Linked DNA regions of Homo sapiens: region 1 is linked to region 2. Evidence: read pairs that join two places in POLR2A ChIA-PET (ENCODE). Cell type or tissue: PC-9. All regions are shown on one strand. Links, peaks and the distances in the headings refer to the core of each region. The heading gives the core; the rest is flanking DNA. Region 1 has its middle 15 kb from the start of CD109-AS1. Region 2 overlaps CD109 (CD109 molecule).

Region 1 (10,064 bases), core at 1-8,000, 96 kb before region 2:
AAATGTAGATGAACTCAAGTGTCTGTCACCTTATGGACCTTCAGCCCCAATGACTATTCTTCATTTCTGCTTTAGACCTTCATACACAAAAAACTAAGTGTCTTATTGAGGAAAATTATTATCTTACTGTTATTCCAGGTGTCCTTAGAGAGACATCTGGAATGTACAGGGGTCACAGTCTAAAATTTTGAGTCACTTCTGAAAACCCATATAAACATGTAACGAAGATTAAAAAACAAAACAAAACAAACAAAACACCATAGAACCCAGAAGTGGTGATGGGAATTGTAAAGAAAGTATTAACTACGGTCCCTGGAGAGACACTGCAGCCCAATAGAATTATCTCCACTTTTCACTGTTTATGAGAAGTCAAAGGTTTCAGGCTGAATTGGCTTTCAGGGATCCTTCCCTGGTAAGGATCCAGATCTTTTATCTTTTACTTTACTCTTTTCTCCTTTGTAATGTTATTACTTCCAGTATTGGGAGGGGAAGGCCAGTATCTTAACCAAAATAAAGAAACTTTTGCTCTCAAGCTTTTTATATTGAACAAATTCTATTTTGGAGACTGACAAATTGATCTGCCATAAATGACCTCCATGGGAGTGACGTTGTTGTCTGGTTGAGCTACTGCCTCTGGTTCTTGAATCTTCCCAGACTCTCTCCTTCCCTCTCTCCTTCCACCCCAGCTCTTGTCTTTCATGGCCTGACTTCTGGTTCCAGTGCTAGCCTGTCCCCCTGAGGTGAGCTATTTTATATCCTTGCTCAGTATTCCAAGGTTGCCTTGTTAGTCCTGTTGCTGTGTTATTGATGAGGCTCTACGGCTGGCACCTGAACTTCTTACTTATACTACACTTCTATTTTGAGACTCTTAGTGCTATTCACACTCAAGGCAATTCACTTTTACTTTTTTTTCATTTCCCTGTGGTTTCTTTATGGAAACAAATTAATAGAAAATTCAAGAGGACCATGTGTGGTGGCTCATGCCTGTAATCCTAGCGCTTTGAGAAGCCGAGGCAGGCAGATTGCTTGAGCTCAGGAGTTTGAGACCAGCCCGGGCAATATGGTGAAACCCTGTCTCTACTAAAAATACAAAAAATTAGCCAGGCATGGTGGCTCATGCCTTTAGTCCCAGCTACTTGGGAGGCTAAGGTGGGAGGATGGCTTAAGCCCAGGAGTTTGAAGCTATAGTGAGCCGTGATTGTGCCACTGCACTCCAGCCTGGGTGACAAAGCAAGACCCTGTCTCAAAAAAAAAAAAAAAAAAAGAAAAAGAAAGGAAGAAAATTCAAAAGACTTTACAGACATACTTTTAGAACTTATAAGATTTCAATAGGGTTGTTGAATACAAGCCCAACATGCAAAAAATCTTGTATATCACCAATAACCCATCAGGTAATGAAATAAAATAAAATACACCATTTACAAGAACATTAGGCATATAAATCTGACATAGGGTACGTAGACATTTATGGAGTAAAGTACAAAATATTATTGTAGTACACAAAAACATAAATATGGAACTATACCATGCTCATTCAATTTCATAAAGGTGTTGATTCTAAGTTAATCTACAAGTTAAATGGAAACATGATGGCAATAAAAATGCTGCCACACTTTTTCCTCTGAAACTAGACAGACTAAAATTCAAATGGAGGAGTAACAGTCTAAGAACAGTCAAAAACAATTCTGAAAAAGAACTAAGGGAGGAGCTTTGCCTATTAGATATCAAAACCTAACACAAAATTATATTAATTAAAGCATGAGGTGTTTGGCCCAGTGATACACGAACAGATCAATGGAAGAGAAATGAGAACTCGGAAATAGACGGAAGGATACACAGCAAATTGATATACATGTAGTACATTAGTTATCTCTTTCTGTGAGTGATAGAAAACTCAAAGTCGCAATGGCTTAAACAAGATAGATTTTTATTTCTCTCACAAGAAGTCCAGAGGAGGGTGGGGGAGTGGTGGCTATGCCTGTAATCCCAGCACTTTGGGAGGCCGAGGCGGGCAGATCACTTGAGCTCAGGAGTTTGAGACCAATCTGGGCAACATGGTGAAATTACAAAATTAGCTGGGTGTAATAGCATGCACCTGTGGTCTTAGCTACTTGGGAGGCTGAGGTGGGAGGATTGCTTGAGCCCAGGAGGCAGAGGTTGCAGTGAGCTGAGATTGCCCCACTGCACTCCAGCCTGGGTGACACAGGCAGACCCTGTTTTTTTTTTTAAAGGATTGATAAAGGATTCAGCCCAAGATCTGGAGGCAGGTAATTTAAGAAAGTAAAGCCAAGACCACAAACCCAGAGATATGAGTGAATTCGTGATTCATTTCTATTTGGTTTGTTTCCATTTCAAGCCATTTTTATATTTCTACAATGACTATTTTCTAAATATATTACATACAGATTTATGTAATTATATTATTTTTTTAAAAAAAAAAAAGAAAAAGAAAAAGAAAAAAGAAGTCCGGAGGAGTCAGGTGTGATGTCTTACACCTGTAATCCCAACGCTTTGGGATTTGGGAGGCTGAGGTACAATTGCTTCAGCTCAGTAGTTCAAGACCAGCCTGGGTAACACAGTGAGACCTTGTCTCTACTAAAAATAAAAAAAGTTATCCAGGTGTGGTGGCATGTAGTCCCTGTGGGGAGGCTGAGGTGGGAGGATCACTTGAGCCCAGGAGTTCGAGGCTGCAGCGAACTATGATCCAGGCATTACACTCCAGCCTGAGTGACAGAGCAAGACACTTCAAAAAGAAAAAACAAAACAAAAAAAAAGAATTCCAGAGGAGTCAGGGACTTAGACTTCTATTACTGGGCATGGCCTCTTTTTCTTTTTTTTTTTTTTTTGAGCTGGAGTTTCACTCTTGTTGCCCAGGCTGGAATGCAATGGTGCAATCTTGACTCACTCCAACCTCTACCTCCCAGTTCAAACGATTCTCCTGCCTCAGCCTCTCGAGTAGCTGGGATTACAGGTGCGTGCCACCACACCCAGCTAATTTTTGTATTTTTAGTAGAGACGGGGTTTCGCCATGTTGACCAGGCTGGTCTTGAACTCCTGACGTCATGTGATCCCCCTGCCTCGGTCTCCCAAAGTGCTGGGATTACAGGCATGAGCCACCGCGCCCGGCCATCATGGCCTCCTTTTCTAAAGTCAAACTACTGGTTCCAGATGGCTGCTCCAGCTCCAGCCACCATGTCTGTATTCCACTAGAAGGAAAGAGGGAAAGAAAGGGAAATGACATGCCTCCGCCCTTTGGGGACATTTCCCAAAGGATGCACACACTATTTTCACTAACAACTCCATGGCCACACCCAGCTGCAAGTACGACTGGGAAATGTAGTTAATTTTGGGTGCCCATGTTTCAAGCTAAAAATTCTTTTACTATTTTTAGAGCTGAGCCTGGCAGGGTGACCAGAAGTGAAAATGTGGCAAGTGTGTGTGAACAACGCAGGCTCAGGGTGAGTCTTGAAGTGGGGACTGCATGGCAAGGCAAGTCCAGCCAGGATGGATGAGATAATGTCAGAACTGAGTCTAACAAAGTATATTTTGCTTGTAGAATGTCATGTGAAATGTAAAGGAATCACCATTGTTAATATAAATTTTGGAGAAAAAAGTTATATTCCAAAAGGTTTTAGAGCCCACTTCTAAAGGTTTCTGCCGTTTACAATTAAAACGTCCCTAATCCTGTACCCTTGGATAATTAAAAAAAAAAGTTTAATATTTTATCAAGCAGGGAAAGGCAGCATTTTATATTTCAGTACTAGCAACAATAGAGAAAACAAATGAGAAAAAAATAGAGAAAACAAATGAGAGAAAAATCATAGATGTTTTTCTTTTCTTTTCTGTTTTTTTTTGTTTTTTGTTTTTTTTGAGATGGAGTTTCCCTTTGTTGTCTAGGCTGGAGTGCAGCGGCACGATCTCGACTCACTGCAACCTCCGCCTCCTGGGTTCAAGTGATTCTTGTGCCTCAGCCTTTGAGTAGCTGGGATTATAGGCACGAGCCACCATGCCCAGCTAATTTTTGTGTTTTTAGTAGAGATGGGGTTTCACCATGTTGGCCAGGCTAGTCTCGAACTCCTGACCTCAGGTGATCTGCCTCCCTTGGCCTCCCAAAATGCTGGGATTACAGGCGTGTGTGACTACACCCGGGTATAGATGTTTTTCAGTGTTGTTTTTGGTGAACCATGTTTTACGTGGAAAGTTTATCATAGTGTTTTGTTTTAGAGGAAAATAAAACTATATGTGGCTGATAAAGGATTCAGCCCAAGATCTGGAGGCAGGTAACTTAAGAATGTAAAGCCAAGACCACAAACCCAGAGATATGAGTGAATTCGTGATTCATTTCTATTTGGTTTGTTTCCATTTCAAGCCATTTTTATATTTCTACAATGTCTATTTCCTAACTATATTACATACAGATTTATGTAATTATATTATTTTTTATTCTTTTTCTTTATACAATTCTTTTTGAAGAAATCTGAATTGCTAGAAGTTCAGGCAAACACATTTTTGCATAAGGAGGTAAATATAATCTTATAACAGCCATTGAAGCTTGATTGATGATACCTTTGACTAAAATATGCCAGTGTAAGGGTGTGGCATACTTAAAAATATTTAAGAGTGGGTGGAGAAATTGCCCCTAAGCCAAGACAGCTTAACCTTGATAGAAATAATTGACCTCAAGGGTGTGTTCGTTGTATTTTGTGGGGGCAGACAGGATGTGAAAAATGAGCTTTTGTGTTCTGGATGAGCAGTGAAAGGGCAGTGGCTGAAGAGAGAGCTTTGAGGCAATGGTAGACTCTCCACGTAGCTGGCCAATCTTGCCCAAAGAGAGACTCCTGCAGGGGAAAGGTCCATGCCTGAAAGTCTGGCACTTAGTCAGGACTTCCTTCCTGCAAAGAGGTGGATTGATGGGGAAGAGGGCATTTGGCCCAGTCCAGGGCTGCTACAACTGCTTAATTGTGCACTTAGTGATCCAGTGCTTTCTACCTCTCATTCCAATCTTCCCTTCTTGGGTGTCGTTTGTCTTCTGAGTTTCAAAGCACGGCGCCTGGGTTCTGGGCAGGACAAAAGTGGAAGAGCCAAAGACTGGTTCCCTTGAGGTGTTGTCTCCATTCAGGAAGAGAATGCTTTCTCTTCAGTCTTCATTTTACATCTCCTTATCCAGGATTACCATACATGGACACGTCTAGCTGGATTGAGCCTAGAAATTTGCCTATTTTTGCTTTCCAGACTCTGGCAAAGGAATACACAGCACAGGAAAGGAATGGATAGCTTTTCAGTGGCCCATCTGCAGTGCTCCCTCGTAAGACAAGTTGGTAGTTACATAGAAAGTGTCTGAAAACCAAAAGTCCATTTAAATCCATGGCTTTGTTCTATTCTCTCTCTTTTTTACCCCAGTGATATTGAGGTGAAATTGACAAAATTTTATATATTTAAGGTATACAATGTGATATATGTGATGTTTGATATACATATACATTGTGGAATAATTACCACAGACAAGCTAATTATAATATCCATCACCTTACAGTTACCATTTGTGTGTGTGTGTGTGTGTGTGTGTGTGTGTGTGTGTATGTGGTGAGACATTTAAGATCCACTCTTTAAGCATATTTCAAGAATACAATATGGTATTATTGTATTAGTCTGTTTTCACGCTGCTGATAAAGACACACCAAGACTGGGTAATTTATACAGGAAAAAGTGTTCCGTGTGACTGGGGAGGTCTCACAATCACGGTGGAAGGCAAGGAGAAACAAGTCATGTCTTACATGGATGGCAGCAGGCAAAGAGAGAGCTTGTGTAGGGAAACTTCCCCCACTTTTTTTTTTTTGAAATGGAGTTTCGCTTTTGTCACCCAGGCTGGAGTGCAATGGTACAATCTGGGCTCACTACAACTTCCGCCTTCTGGGTTCAAGTGATTCTCCTGTCTCAGACTCCTGAGTAGCTGGGATTACAGGTGCACACCACCACACCTGGCTAATTTTTATATTTTTAGTAGAGATGGGGTTTCACCATGTTGGCCAGGCTGAGGTCAAACTCCTGACCTCAGGTGATCTGCCCACCTTAGCCTCCCAAAGTGCTGGGATTACAGGTCTGAGCCACCGCACCTGGCTGGAAATTCCGATTTTAAAAACCATTAGATCTCATGAGACTTATTCACTATCATGAGAACAGCATGGGAAAGATCCCCCCTGCCATGATTCAATTACCTCCTACCAGGACTCTCCCACAACATGTGGGAATTCAAGATGAGGTATGGTTTGGGACACAGCAAAACCATATCATTCCACCCCGGCCCCTCCCAAATCTCATTTCAAAACCAGTCATGCCTTCCCAACAGTCCCCTAAAGTCTTAACTCACTTCAGCATTAACTCAAAAGTCCGCAGTCCCAAGTCTCATATGAGATGAAGCAAGTCCCTTCTGCCTCTGAACCTGTAAAATCAAAAGCAGGTTAGTTGCTTCCTAGATACAATGGAGGTACAGGCATTGGGTAAATACAGCCATTCCAAATTGGAGAAATTGGCCAAAACAAAGGGGCTACACGTCCCATGCAAGTCCAAAATCTAGTGGGGCAGTCAAATCTTAAAAGTTCAGAATGATTTCCTTTGACTCCATGTCTCACATCCAGGTCATGCTGATGAAAGAGGTGGGTTCCCATGGTCTTGGGCAGTTCCGCTCCTGTGGCTTTGCAGGGTACAGCCTTCCTCTTGGCTGCTTTCACTGGATGATGTTGAGTGTCTGCAGCTTTTCCAGGCACACAGTGCAAGCTGTGGGTGGATCTACCATTCTGGGGTCTGGAGGACGTGGCCCTCTTCTCACAGCTCCACTAGGCAGTGACCCAGTAGGGAATCTGTGTGGGGGCTCCCATCCCCCATTTCCCTTCAGAGGTTCTTGCCCTAGCAGAGGTTCTCCATGAGGACACTACCCCTACAGCAAACTTCTGCCTGGGCATCCAGGCATTTTTATACATCTTCTGAAATCTTTCCCAAGCCTTAATTCTTGACTTCTGTGCACCTGCAGGCTGAACACCACATGGAAGCTGCCAAGGCTGAGGCTTGCACCCTCTGAAACCACGGCCCGAGCTCTACATTGGCCCCTTTTAGCCACTGCTAGAGTGGCTGGGACACAGGGCACCAAGTCCCTAGGCTGCACACAGCACAGGGACCCTGGGCCCAGCCCATGAAATCACTTTTTCCTCCTAAGCTTCCAGGCCTGTGATGGGAGGGGCTGCTGCAAAGTTCTCTGACATGCCCTGGAGACATTTTCCCCATTGTCTTGGTGATTAACATTCAGCTCCTCATTACTTATGCAAATTTCTGCAGCTGGTTTGAATTTCTCCTCAGAAAATGGGATTTGCTTTTCTATTGCATTGTCAGGCTGCACATTTTCCAAACTTCTATGCTCTGTATCGCTTTTGAAACTGAAAGCCTTTAACAGCACCCAAGTCACCTCTTGAATGCTTTGCTGCTTAGAAATTTCTTCCACCAGATACCCTAAATCATCTCTCTCTAGTTCAAATTTCCAGAAATCTCTAGGGCAGGGACAAAATGCCACCAGTCTCTTTGCCAAAACATAACGAGAATCACCTTTGCTCCAGTTCCCAACAAGCTCCTCATCTCAGTCTGAGACCACCTCAGCCTGGATTTCATTGTGCATATCACTATCAATATTTTGGTCAAAGCCATTCAACAAGTCTCTAGGAAGTTCCAAACGTTCCCACATTTTCCTGTCTTCTTCTGAGCCCTCCAAACTGTTCTGACCTCTGCCTGTTACCCATTTCCAAAGTCACTTCAACATTTTTGGGTACCTTTTCAGCAGTGCCCACTCTACTGGTACCAATTTACTGTATTAGTCCGTTTTCACACTGCTGATAAAGACATACCCGAGACTGGGCAATTTACAAAAGAAAGAGGTTTAATGGACTTACAGTTCCATGTGGTTGGGGAAGCCTCATAATCATGGTGGAAGGCAAGGAGGAGCAAGTCACATCTTACATGGATGGCAGCAGGCAAAGAGAGAGAGCTTGTGCAGTGGAACTCCCATTTTTAAAACCACCAGATCTCATGAGATTTATTCACTATCATTAGAACAGCATGGGAAAGACCTGCTCCCATGATTCAATTACCTCCCACTAGGTTCCTCCCATGACACTTGGAAACTGTGGGAGTTACAATTCAAGATGAGATTTGGGTGGGGACACAGCCAAACCATATCACTATTTATCTGTTGATGGGCATTTAGATTGATATCATAGCTTGGCTATTGTGAACAATGGTGCAATGAACATGGGAGTATGGATCTCTCTTTGATACTAATTTCAGTTGTTTTTGATATATATTGAGAAATGTGATTGCTGGATCATACAGTAGTTCTATTTTTAATTTTTTGAGGAGCCTCTGTATTGTTTTCTCTTTTCTTTTGTCGTTCTTTCTTTTTTTTTTTTTTTTGAGACAGGGTCTTGCTCTGTCACCCAGGCTGGAGTGCAGTGATGCAGTCTTGGCTCATTGCAAGCTTGGCTTCTCAGGCTCAGATGATCCTCCCACTTCAATCTCCCAAGTAGCTGGGACTACAGCTGAGTGCCACCACTCCTGGCTAATTTTTGTATTTTTTTGGGGAGATGAGGTTTTGCCATGTTGTTCAGGCTGGTCTCAAAGTCCTGGGCTCAAGCGATTCACCTGCCTCAGCCTCCCAAAGTGCTGGGATTATGGGTGTGAGCCACTGCACCTGGCCAACTTTTGTCTTTTTTTGATGATATCCATTTTAACAGGTATAAGGTGATATCTCTTTGGTATTGATTTGCATTTCCCTGATGATTAGTGGTATTGAACATTTTTTCATGTACCTGTTGGCCATTTTATATGTCTTCTTTTGAGAAATGTTTACTCAATTCCTCCCCCTTCCCCTCTTTTTTAGAGACAGGATCTTACTCTGTCACCTGGGCTGGAGTGCAGTGGTACAATCATAGCTCACGGTAACCTCAAACTCCTGGGCTCAAGTGATCCTCTTGCCTCAGCCTCCTGAGTAGCTGGGACCACGCTACCATGTCTGGCTAGTCTTTTTAGTTTTATTTTTGGTACAGACAAAAGTCCTACTATTTTGCCTATGTGGTCTCAAATTCTTGCTTTGCCCATTTTTTTTTCTTTTTTTTTTTTTGAGGTGGAATCTCAAAAGGATGGAGTGTAGTGGCATGATCTTGGCTCACTGCAACCTCCACCTCCCAGGTTCAAGTGATTTTCCTGCCTCAGCCTCCCGAGTAGCTGGGACTACAGGCACAGCTAATTTTTGCATTTTTTAGTGGAGACGGGGTTTCACTGTGTTGGCCAGGATGGTCTTGATCTCTTGCCCTCATGATCCACCCGCCTCAGCCTCCCAAAGTGCTGGGATTATAGGCATGAGCCACTGTGCCTAGCCTGCTTTGTCCATTTCTTTATTGGGTTGTTTTCTTGTTATTGAGTAGTTTGAGTTCCTTATATATTCTGGATATAAGCCCCTTACTAACTAGATATATGGTTTGCAAATATTTTCTCCTATTCAATAGGTTGTCTGTTTACTCTGATGATTTTTTTTTCCAGAAGCTTTTTAGTTTGATGCAATCCCAGTTGTCTATTTTTGCTTTTGTTGCCTGTGCTTTTGGTGTTATATGCAAAAAAACATTGTCTAGATCAATGTTTGTGGATTTTGTATCATACAACATCAATGAATTTATTAGTTCTAACTTTTTTTTTGTATGGAATCCTTAGGGTTTAAAAAAATTAAACAATTTTTAAAAAATTTTATTTCAATAGTTTTTGGGGTACAGGCGGTTTTTGGTCACATGAATAAGTTCTTTAGTGGTGATAATTCTGAGATTTTGTCATACAAGCAGTGCACACACTGTATCCAATATGTAGTCTTTTATCCCTTACCCTCTGTTGTCCATCCCCTCAAGTCCCCAAAGTCCATTATATCATTCTTATCCCTTTGCATCCTCATAGCTTAGCTTTCACTTATAGGTGAAAACATACAGTATTTGGTTTTCCATTCCTGAGTTACATCAGGTTTCTGAAAATATATAAGA
Region 2 (10,212 bases), core at 1,423-9,422:
ACAGGTAAGGAAGGCTTTATTCAAGACTATTGCAATGGAAGAGAGAGATGATAAACTCAACTCTGCTGAAACAAAAGGCAGAAGAGTTTTTAAGCACTGGGGTGAACTCATATGAAAGTGCTGGAGGACATTGTTGGGAGGTTGGTCAATGTGATTAGGTAGTCTGTGTTTGCTAATTAGTACTTACTGAAGTTAGGTTTCCACCCTCCCACAGAGAATGAGATCAATTGGGACTCTGTCTTTCTTGATGATTATACTTCAAAGGGATGGCTCTGAGGACCTTGAGAAAGACATGCCTGGGTTGTAAAACTGGCCAGAGGCTGGGAAAAGATTTACATCTCAGAGAGTTGGAGAAAGAATTTATAATTGCATGTTTTCTAAAATAAATGCTCTAAGAAAAGGGAGCTCAGGGGCTTATAGTTAGGAAGAAGCCTGTCTTTGTAAAGTCGAGTCAACTTGAGGGGAATGTTAAGGCCCTCTTTGTCAGGCATTATAATCATTGGCACAGCAGAATGTTGAGATAGAGCTAGATGAAATGAAAATTCCCAGCAGGGGCCAGGCACTGTGGCTCACGCCTGTAATCCCAGCACTTTGGGAGGCCGAGGCAGGCGGATCACCTGTGGTCAGGAGTTGGAGACCAGCCTGGCCAACATGGTGAAACCCTGTCTCTACTAAAAAAGTTACAAAAATTAGCCGGGCATGGTGGTGGGCGCCTGTAATCCCAGCTACTTGGGAGGCTGAGGCAGGAGAATCACTTGAACCCAGGAGGCAAAGGTTGCAGTGAGCCGAGATTGTGCCATTGTACTCTAGCCTGGGCAACAAGAGGGAAACTCCATCTCAAAAACAAAAAAAGAAAATGCCCAGTAGGCAGGGGCCTCATGACAAGGCCATTTGGTTCAGCGGTGATGCGATGACTGATGCTCTTTATAAAGTATTAGTAGGTCCAGGACCATGCTTTCCTGAGGGTAATGGTGAGGAAGTTTAGAAGGCCATGGAGACAGAGCATGAGGGCCTGGACTAGTGTTTGCTCTAACCACCCACTCCCTTGGAAAGGCCACCCCTCACCCTCAGTCCAGGTGGTTCTATGAGTCCCCGAGGAGCTCTCCTTGCCTTCACTTCTGAGCTCACGTCACCAACATGTAGGCATCTGCAGTTTCTTTCCTCTTTCGTGTTTCTCCTTTGTATACTGGCCTTCCCCAGGTATGCTAGACACTGCTGTCTTCTACTCAGCACTGGCTGGGATCTGAGGGGTGGGAGATGGAGAAAGGGAAGAAAAAAGATACAGAATTAAAGAATAATTCAGATTTATACCACTGTGAGAAGTTCTATGACTTGCAAACACTCTGGGCGTAGTTTTTTTATTCCTTTCCCTAGAGAAGGGTTATGCATGGTTTTAGAATTATCCCTGAGCCAAGGCAAATGTAGAATCTTTGCTATATTTTGGGCCAGTGGTCTGCTATTGGCAAGAATATGCTTTAAAAAAGTGAAATAAGTTAATCCTCCTTTCTCTCTTTTTTAGATAAAGCTATATTGGAGTAAAGTGAAAGCTGAACCATCTGAGAAAGTCTCTCTTAGGATCTCTGTGACACAGCCTGACTCCATAGTTGGGATTGTAGCTGTTGACAAAAGTGTGAATCTGATGAATGCCTCTAATGATATTACAATGGAAAATGTGAGTTTAGCTATTTTTTCATTATGAAAATATGTATTACAAGAGAAAGAGGAAACTTTATTGTACTACTTTAAATATTTAAAGAAAATTTCATTAGTTCCTTTGCATGTGTAAGTCAATAATTAGTAAAGCTTCCAAATAAAAAGTAATCTGTATCGTAATGGTTATGTTGGAAAGAAGCTTATGTGGTTAAGTGTCCTTGCTCTCTTTCATCAGAATTATCACCTAAAGTTAGATGGGAGGAATAAATTCTGGAGGTCTGTGGTACAACATGGTGACTGTAGTTAATGATAATGTACCATATACTTGAAAATTGCTAAAAGAGTAGATTTGAAATGTTCTCACCACAAAAAATGATCAGTATGTAGTATGCAAGGTGATAGATATGTTAATTAGCTTAATCATTCCACAGTATATACAAATATCAATATATCACATTGTACTCCATAAATATATACAATAAAAAATGCCACCTATAGTTTTCCTTCATTTTCATACTACATTTTAAGACACTCAAGAAAGTACTAGGAAATTGACTTGCATTATTCTGGGTTACGTTGGATAAGAGAGCTTTAGATAATTTTTGAAGTGTGTTCTATTTTGGTTATACGTAATGGTTATAAATAATTACAGCACCCATTGTGCCGGGCATGGTGGCTCATGCCTGTAATCTCAGCACTTTGGGAGGCCGAGGTGGGTGGATCACGAGGTCAGGAGATCGAGACCATCTTGGCTAACATGGTGAAACCCCATCTCTACTAAAAATACAAAAAATTAGCCGGGCGCGGTGGCGGGCGCCTGTAGTCCCAGCTACTCGGGAGGCTGAGGCAGGAGAATGGCATGAATCCCAGGAGGCGGAGCTTGCAGCGAGCAGAAATCGTGCCACTGCACTCCAGCCTGGGTGACAGAGCAAGACTCTGTCTCAAAAAAAAAAAAAAAAAAAAAAAAAATTACAGTTCCCATTGAATCAGGAATTTGCAGTATATTGAGGGGGTGAAATCATGTTACTCTGCAGAAAACTTACAAACCAAGAAGTATATGAACATCTAGCATTGCATAAATGAATCCCATATTCATTAGTCATTTGATTTTTATTTATATGTCCTTGATATATTCTTGTGTACCATTGTCAGTTGTAAACTAGATTGTATAATTTTTGTCTATTAATGGATTCAGTAGAGTGATTAACAATACATCAGAAAGAAAACTATATATAGTTGGGTTGATTTGGTCATTATATTGTAAAATTTAGTTTACTTCAGAAAAATTGTACATTTTCTTCAGTCTACACAACTATTTTTTTCAATCTTTTCTTTTTTTTGAAAACTTTTTTTTTTTTTACAACCAGTTGGTCATTTTTCTCTCTTTGACTTTTCCTGAGTTCACATTAGTTTTATGTCTGTAGATCTTGCATTTGATTTAACTGAATATAATAGTATCTGTTATTTTATAGCTTTCTAAATATCTTGGTAAATATATTATTTCATTTTTTCTTCCCTACATATGTGTATGTTTGTGTGTGTGTACGTGTGTGTATACATACACATACACACACACCCCATCTGATGTGCTGCGCACTCTGTCTCTATTTACATTTATATATGTGTGTTATATATATATTTACAAGTATATTTATATATACATATAATATATGCATATTTACATTAAATTTTTTCAGATATTAAGATTGCTTTCTCAGCTTTCTTTTGGTTCATATTTTCCTGGTGTATTTTTACATTTCTTATTTTCAACCTTTTGTAAATTTTTAAGTGTATCTTTTAAATAGCATATTATTATATTTTGCTTTTGTTTTTCAATCTAATCTAATAGTCAACATCTTTTAATAAGCTTTTATTTAATCCACTTATAAGTATGGTAATTCTTTTTCTAATGGGGACTTTTTCTGCTTTTCTATATTTTAAAATTTAGATTCTTTTTCTGTGGGCTAGATTAAATTTGTTTTGGTGATTTAGAAGTTATGCGTTCTATTTTTGTTACTCTGTTAGTTACAAACTGTACCCATATTAATTTATCCTTGTTGGTTTCTAAAGGTTATCAGTATTTGAATCTTCTAGTATGCTCCTATTCCTTTTGGTCTCTACCTCTGTCTCCTCCTTCTCCTCCTACCCTGGCCAGATCATTTTGCTCGTGTACAGATTTTAGTTCCATGTTACCATAGATTGCCTTTCAATCTATGCTGTTCTTTCATTTTTTAATTGTGGAAATCTGTGTTGATTATTTCTTCCTCCCCATTTTATTTTTTCTCTCCTTCTGGGACTTTTGTTTTTCAGAAATTGGCACTTTTACTTCCTCCTTCACATCTCTTAGTTTTTTGTTTTATGTTTTCTATCTCTTTGTCTTTTCTGTGTTTCTCTGGGAGAGTTCTTCAGTCAACTCAGCTTAGTGATCATTCATTAGCTGTATTTTAATCTACTTTAATCTCTCATATTGTGTCTTTTATGTCAGCTATTATGTTTTTAATATCTATTATTTTTCCTTTGTTTCTTGTTTTTGTTTTATATTCTGATATTTCCCATTATCTCCTTGTGTATATTTGCTATGCGTATTTTAAATTATTGAATTGAACTTTTCAGTAATTTTGTGTCACATGCTATATGTTGTTTAGTTGGATGTCTTACTTCTACAGTATTTATACTCTTTGGAAGTCTAGCTGATTTGGCAGATTCTCTGATAATATCTATTGGTGAAGGCTGAGCATAAGGTTCCAATCTGTGTAAGTCCTATGACCCCTTCCTGAGGGGAGAGGACTAGCCTCATGGACTAGAGAATTACTCTTGATCCTTTCTGCTGCTTGCCTCTATTCAGTGTTTCACTCTTAAACCCTTGGGGAAAAGAGCACCAGTAAGAGAAGGTCTCCTGAGGTTATGATTCACCAGCCCTGAGGGTTTGGAGGAGGAGGAGAGGAAGAGTGAATGCTTGAGGGACATGGGTCTGTCTGCATGTTTTCTTCACTTTCCCACACTAGAAAGGCAGAGGTGCTGACCTGGTATTATCTTTTGGATACTTGCACAGGCCGTCTGAGCTGCTACTGCTGTTGATTTTGGCAGTGAAGTTGCCAGGACTGTGTGTCCTGAGGCTACCCCCTGGAGGGAAATAAGAGCAAAGTTTAAAAACCTCTCCTCCAGCCTGTTTTCTGACTATGTCTGCTGCTGTGTCTAGCTGCCTTCTGCCTTAGACTGAAGCGATGCACTTTCTCCCAAGACCAATTCAAGATGTCCACCACTCTTCCTGGGGTTTTCTCACTGTGCACGTTAAAGTTTTCTGCTTGCTTTTATTGTTTCTCCAGTTGGTTCTGGAGGAGGGAGTGAGGATCCTGTCATAGTAGACTGTTTTGGCTTCTTTTTTTTTTTTGTTAAATTTATATGTGTTGTCAATAGCCTCTTGAATGCCTTGGAATAATTTCAGTATGTGGATCTTCCAGGAATAATTTTTAGACATTAGCCTTCTTTTCGTTAGCCTATGCTGCAGCTTTGACAGTGCTTTGTTTATTGAGCCAGTGAGAACAGGAAGATTTCTTTATGAGATAGATGCTGCTTTTGCTTTTTTTAAAATAAATTTTATTGTGTATATTTGAGGTTATGTGTATATATATATATGTATATATGTATATATGAGGTTATTGTGTATACATGAGGTTATGGAATACATATAGGCAGTATAGTGGTTACTGTAGTGAAGCAAATTTACATATTTATCATTTTGCATAGCTACATTTTTGTGACAAAAGCAGTTAAAATCGATTTAATGAAAACTCCAAATATCATACAATTCTATTAACTATATCTCTCATGTTGTAGATTATATAACTGCATTTTTTCATCCCACATATCTGCTATTTTGTATCCCTTGACCTCTATATTCCCATTTTCTTCTTCCTTTCCCCCTCGCCCCTGTAACCATCATTTGTTTATCTATTTATTTATTTAAACTTTTAAGTTCAGGGATACATGTGCAGGTTTGTTACATAGGCAACCTTGTGTCATAGGGGTTTGTTGTACAGATTATTTCATTACTCAGGTATGAAGTCCAGTACCCATTAGTTATTTTTCATGATCCTCTCCCTGCTCCCACCCTCCACCCTCTGACAATCTCTACTGTGTGTTGTTCCTCTCTATGTGTCCATGTGTTCTCATCATTTAACTCCCACTTATAAGTGAGAACATGTGGTATTTGGTTTTCTGTTCCTGAGTTAGTTTGCTAAGGATAATGACCTCCAGCTCCATCCATGTACCTGCAAAGGAGATGATCTTGTTCTTTATGGCTGCCTAGTATTCCATGGTGTACATGTACCACATTTTCTTTATCCAGTCTATCATTGACGGACATTTAGTTTGATTCCATGTCTTTGCTTTTGTGAATAGTGCTGCAATGAACATATGCATGCATACATCTTTATAATAGAATTATTTATATTCCTTTGGATATATACCCAATAATGGGATTGCTAGTATTGAAATGGTGTTTCTGTCTTAAGTCTTTGAGGAATTGTCACATTGTCTTGTACAATGGCTGAATTAATTAACACTCCTACCGACAGTGTATAAGTGTTCCTTTTCTCTACAACCTCTCCAGCATCTGTTATTTTTTTGACTTTTAAATGATAGCTATCCATTCTGACTGGTGTGAGATGGTATCTCATTGTGTGTTTTTATTTTATTTTATTTTTTTGAGACAAAGTCTCACTCTGTTGCTCAGGCTGGAGTGCGGTGGTGTGATCTCGGCTCACTGCAACCTCTGCCTCCCAGGTTCAAGTAATTCTCCTGCCTCAGCCTCCCGAGTAGCTGGGACTACAGGTGTCGCCTCCACGCCTGGCTAATTTTTAAACTTTTTTAGTAGAGAAGGGGTTTCACCATATTGGCCTGGCTGGTCTCAAACTCCTGACCTTGTGATCCATCTCCCTTGGCCTCCTAAAGTGCTGGGATTGCAGGCGTGAGCCACCACGCAAGTGGCCTTTTTTTTTTTTTTTTTTTTTTTTGACAGAGCCTTGATCTGTCACCCAGGCTGGAGTGCAGTGATGTGATCTTGGCTCACTGCAACCTTCACCTTCTGGGTTCAAGCGATTCTCCTGCCTCAGCCTCCCAAGTAGCTGGGATTACAGGCGTGAGCCACCATACCCAGCTGATTTTTGTATTTTAATAGAGACAGGGTTTCACCATGTTGGACAGGCTGGTTTCAAACTCCTGATCTCAAGTGATCCTCCTGCTTTGGCCTCCCAAAGTGCTGGGGTTACAGATGTGAGCACTGTGCCTGGTGGCCTCCTTATGGTTCTGATTTGCATTTCTCTAATGATCAGTGATGTTGAGCTTTTTCTCATATGATTGTAGGCCTCATGTATGCATGTATGACTTCTTTTGAAAAGTGTCTGTTCATATCCTTTGCCCATTTTTTTTTTTTTTTTTTTTGAGATGGAGTTTCCCCCTTGTTGCCCACGCTGCAACCTCCACCTCCCGGGTTCAAGTGATTCTCCTGCCTCAGCCTCCCAAGTAGCTGGAATTACAGGCATGTGCCACCATGCTTGCTAATTTTGTATTTTTTAGTAGAGATGGGGTTTCTTCATGTTGGTCAGCCTGGTCTTGAAAACTCTTGATCTCAGGTGATCTGCCTACCTTGGCCTCCCAAAGTGCTGGGATTAGAGGCATGAGCCACTGTGCCTGGCCCCTTTGCTGGCTTAAAAAAATTTTTTTTTTCTTGTAAATTTGTTTAAGTTCCTTATAGATGCTGGATATTAGATCTTTGTCAGATGCACAGTTTGCAAAAATTTTCTCCCATTTTGTAGGTTGTTTACTGTGTTGATAGTTTCTTTCACTGTGCAGATCTCTTTCATTTAATTTGATCCCATTTGTCAATTTTTGCTTTTGTTGCAATTGCTTTTGAAATCTTTGGCTGTTCCTATGTCCTGAATGGTATTGCCTAGGTTGTCTTCCAGGGTTTTTATAGTTTTGGGTTTTACATTTAAGTTTTTAATCCATCTTGCGTTAATTTTTGTATATGATGTAAGGAAGGGGTCCAGTTTCAGTCTTCTGCATATGGCTAGCCAGCTCTCCCAGCACCATTTATTGAATAGGAAATCCTTTCCCCATTGCTTGTTTTTGTCAGATTTGTTGAAGATCAGATAGTTGTAGATGTGCAGTCTTATTTCTGGGTTCTCTATTCTGTTCCATTGGTCTATGTGTCTGTTTTTGTGTGAGTACCATGCTGTTTTGGTTACTATAGCCTTGTAGTACAGTTTGAACTCTGGTAGCATGATGCCTCCAGCTTTGTTCTTTTTGCTTAGGATTGTCTTGGCTATACGAGCTCTTTTTTGGTTCCATATGAATTTTAAAATAGTTTTCTCTCGTTCTGTGAAGAATGTAGTAGTTTAATAGGAATAGCATTGAATACATAAATTGCTTTGGGCAGTATGGCCATTTTAACAATATTGATTCTTCCTATCCATGAGCATGGGATGTTTTCCCATTGGTTTGTTCATCTATGATTTCTTTGAGCAGTGGTTTGTAGTTCTCCTTGTAGAGATCTTTTACCTCCCTAGTTAGCTGTGTTCTTAAGTATTTTATCTTTCTGTGGCAGTTGTGAATGGGAGTTTATTTCTGATTTGGCTCTCTGCTGTGTGTTGTTGGTGTATAGGAATGCTAGTGATTTTCACACATCGAGGCTTTCCTGAAGTTGTTTATCGGTTTAAGAAACTTTTGGGCTGAGACTATGGGGTTTTCTAGATATAGGATTATGTCATCTGCAAACAGGGATAGTTTGACTTCCTCTCTTCCTATTTGGATGCCCTTTGTTTCATTTTTTCTTTCTTTCTTTTGCCTGATTGCCCTGGCCAGAACTTCTAGTACTATGTTGAATAGGAGCGGTGAGAGAGGGCATTCTTGTCTTGTGCTGATAACCACTGTTTAGATGCTGCTTCTTGAATTGGTGTCTGAGCAAGAGCGGAAGCAAATCTTCATGTATTTGTATTTTGTGACAGAGTTGGAGTCATGGAACTCTAGCCTTTTCTCTCCAATATGCCTGGCTCTGGCTCCCTTGTCTACTTGCCAGCTTCTTGACACATTATGAATTTTTTTTCTTATTTTATTGTTTTCTTATTGGTGCCTGTTCTAGTTGCTTACTGTGGATGCAGCCATGGTTGTTGTTAGCATTGCAGAAATAGTGGTTGCAGGTGTTTAATTTTATGCTGGAATGTGTTTTTTTCAACTTAGTTTTTTTTGTGATTTTTAATTCTGACTTTGTCTTAATTTGTCTGGTTAATGTAAATTTTTAGGGAGAAGTATCAAAATTATTACCTAAAAAGGTATAATACTTGATTTTTATTGAAGTTAAATATATATAAAATAAAATTTGCTATTTTTACCATTTTAAGTGTTTAATTCAGTGACATTAATTACTTCACAATGTTATATGACCATCACCAATATTTCCAAAACATTTTCATGGCTCCAGACAGAGACTCTGTAATCATTAAGCAATAACTACTCATTTCCCCTTCCCCACAGCCCTTGGGAACCTCTAGTCTACTTCTGTCTTTATGAATTTACCTATTCTAGATATTTCACATTTATATAATATTTGCCCTTTTGTGTCTGGCTTATTTCACTTAGCACAGTGTTTTCAAGATTATTCCATGTTGTAGCATGTATCAGAGCTTCATTTCTTTTTTTTTTTTTGAGACGGAGTCTTGCTCTGTTACCCAGGCTGGAGTGCAATAGCGCGATCTTGGCTCACTGCAACCTCCGCCTCCCGGGTTCAAACCATTCTCCTTCCTCAGCCTCCCGAGTAGTTGGGACTACAGGCGCCCACCACTACGCCCAGCTAATTTTTTGTATTTTTAGTAGAGACGGGGTTTCACTATGTTGGCCAGGCTGGTCTCAAACTCCTGACCTCATGATCCGCCCGCCTCGGCCTCCCAAAGTGCTGGGATTACAGGTGTGAGCCACCGCACCTAGCCTCAGAGCTTCATTTCTTTTTACGGCTGAATAATATTGTGTTGTGTATATATACCACATTTTGTTTATCCATTTTTCTGCTGATGGACACAGGTTGTTTCCACCTTTTTGGCTACTGTAACTATTGCTGCAATGAACGGTGGCATACAAGTATCTCTTGGAGTTACTGTTTTCAGTCCTTTTGTGTATATACCTAGGAGTGGAATTACTGGGTCATATTCTAATTCTATGTTAATTTTTTGAGGATCTGACAGTTTTACTCTTTTAGCCTGTTTTACCCACTCTTGCTAGCAATGAGTACTATTCTTAAAAAAAAAAGCATTGCTAATGGGGTACATGCAAATATCTCATTTTTGAAAAAACCGTATCTCATGGATGTTGTCATTTGCATTGCTTTGATTATCAGTGAGGCTGAATATTTTTCTGCTTATTAATAACTTATATTTCTACTTTTGTAAATTGCCTCTTCAGTTTTTTTTTTTTTTTGTAAATTTAGGTCACTGACATTTTGCAGAGTTTATATTAATCTCCAACAAAGTTAACCTGTTTATCTCTGCCAAAAGTGTGGGTCATTTT

What was found. ChIA-PET counts read pairs that join two places held together with the same protein. Peaks named below come from ENCODE experiments on the same cell type or tissue, not always from the same donor. Only the 100,000 strongest peaks of a DNase experiment are listed, where the experiment ranks them.
Region 1: POLR2A ChIA-PET joins it to region 2 with 7 read pairs; 2 of 35 experiments call an interaction of 5 or more read pairs at or near these places.

Annotation. Positions count from the first base shown.
Region 1 is chr6:73,675,784-73,685,847 of GRCh38, forward strand. It overlaps a transcript of CD109 not described here. Among named protein-coding and RNA genes, the nearest start is that of CD109-AS1, 15 kb to the right of the region's middle. In PC-9, for the core only: a CTCF peak has its summit at 95; a DNase peak (open chromatin) is centred at 4,668; H3K4me3 peaks cover 320 bases; H3K27ac peaks cover 1,283 bases.
Region 2 is chr6:73,769,910-73,780,121 of GRCh38, forward strand. It overlaps CD109 (CD109 molecule), which reads left to right. Exons shown (of 33, transcript NM_133493.5): 15 at 1,520-1,672. Among named protein-coding and RNA genes, the nearest start is that of CD109, 79 kb to the left of the region's middle. RefSeq lists a silencer at 4,377-4,671 and an enhancer at 4,377-4,671. In PC-9, for the core only: no CTCF peak of the experiment used is centred there; a DNase peak (open chromatin) is centred at 4,662; H3K4me3 peaks cover 865 bases; H3K27ac peaks cover 1,712 bases.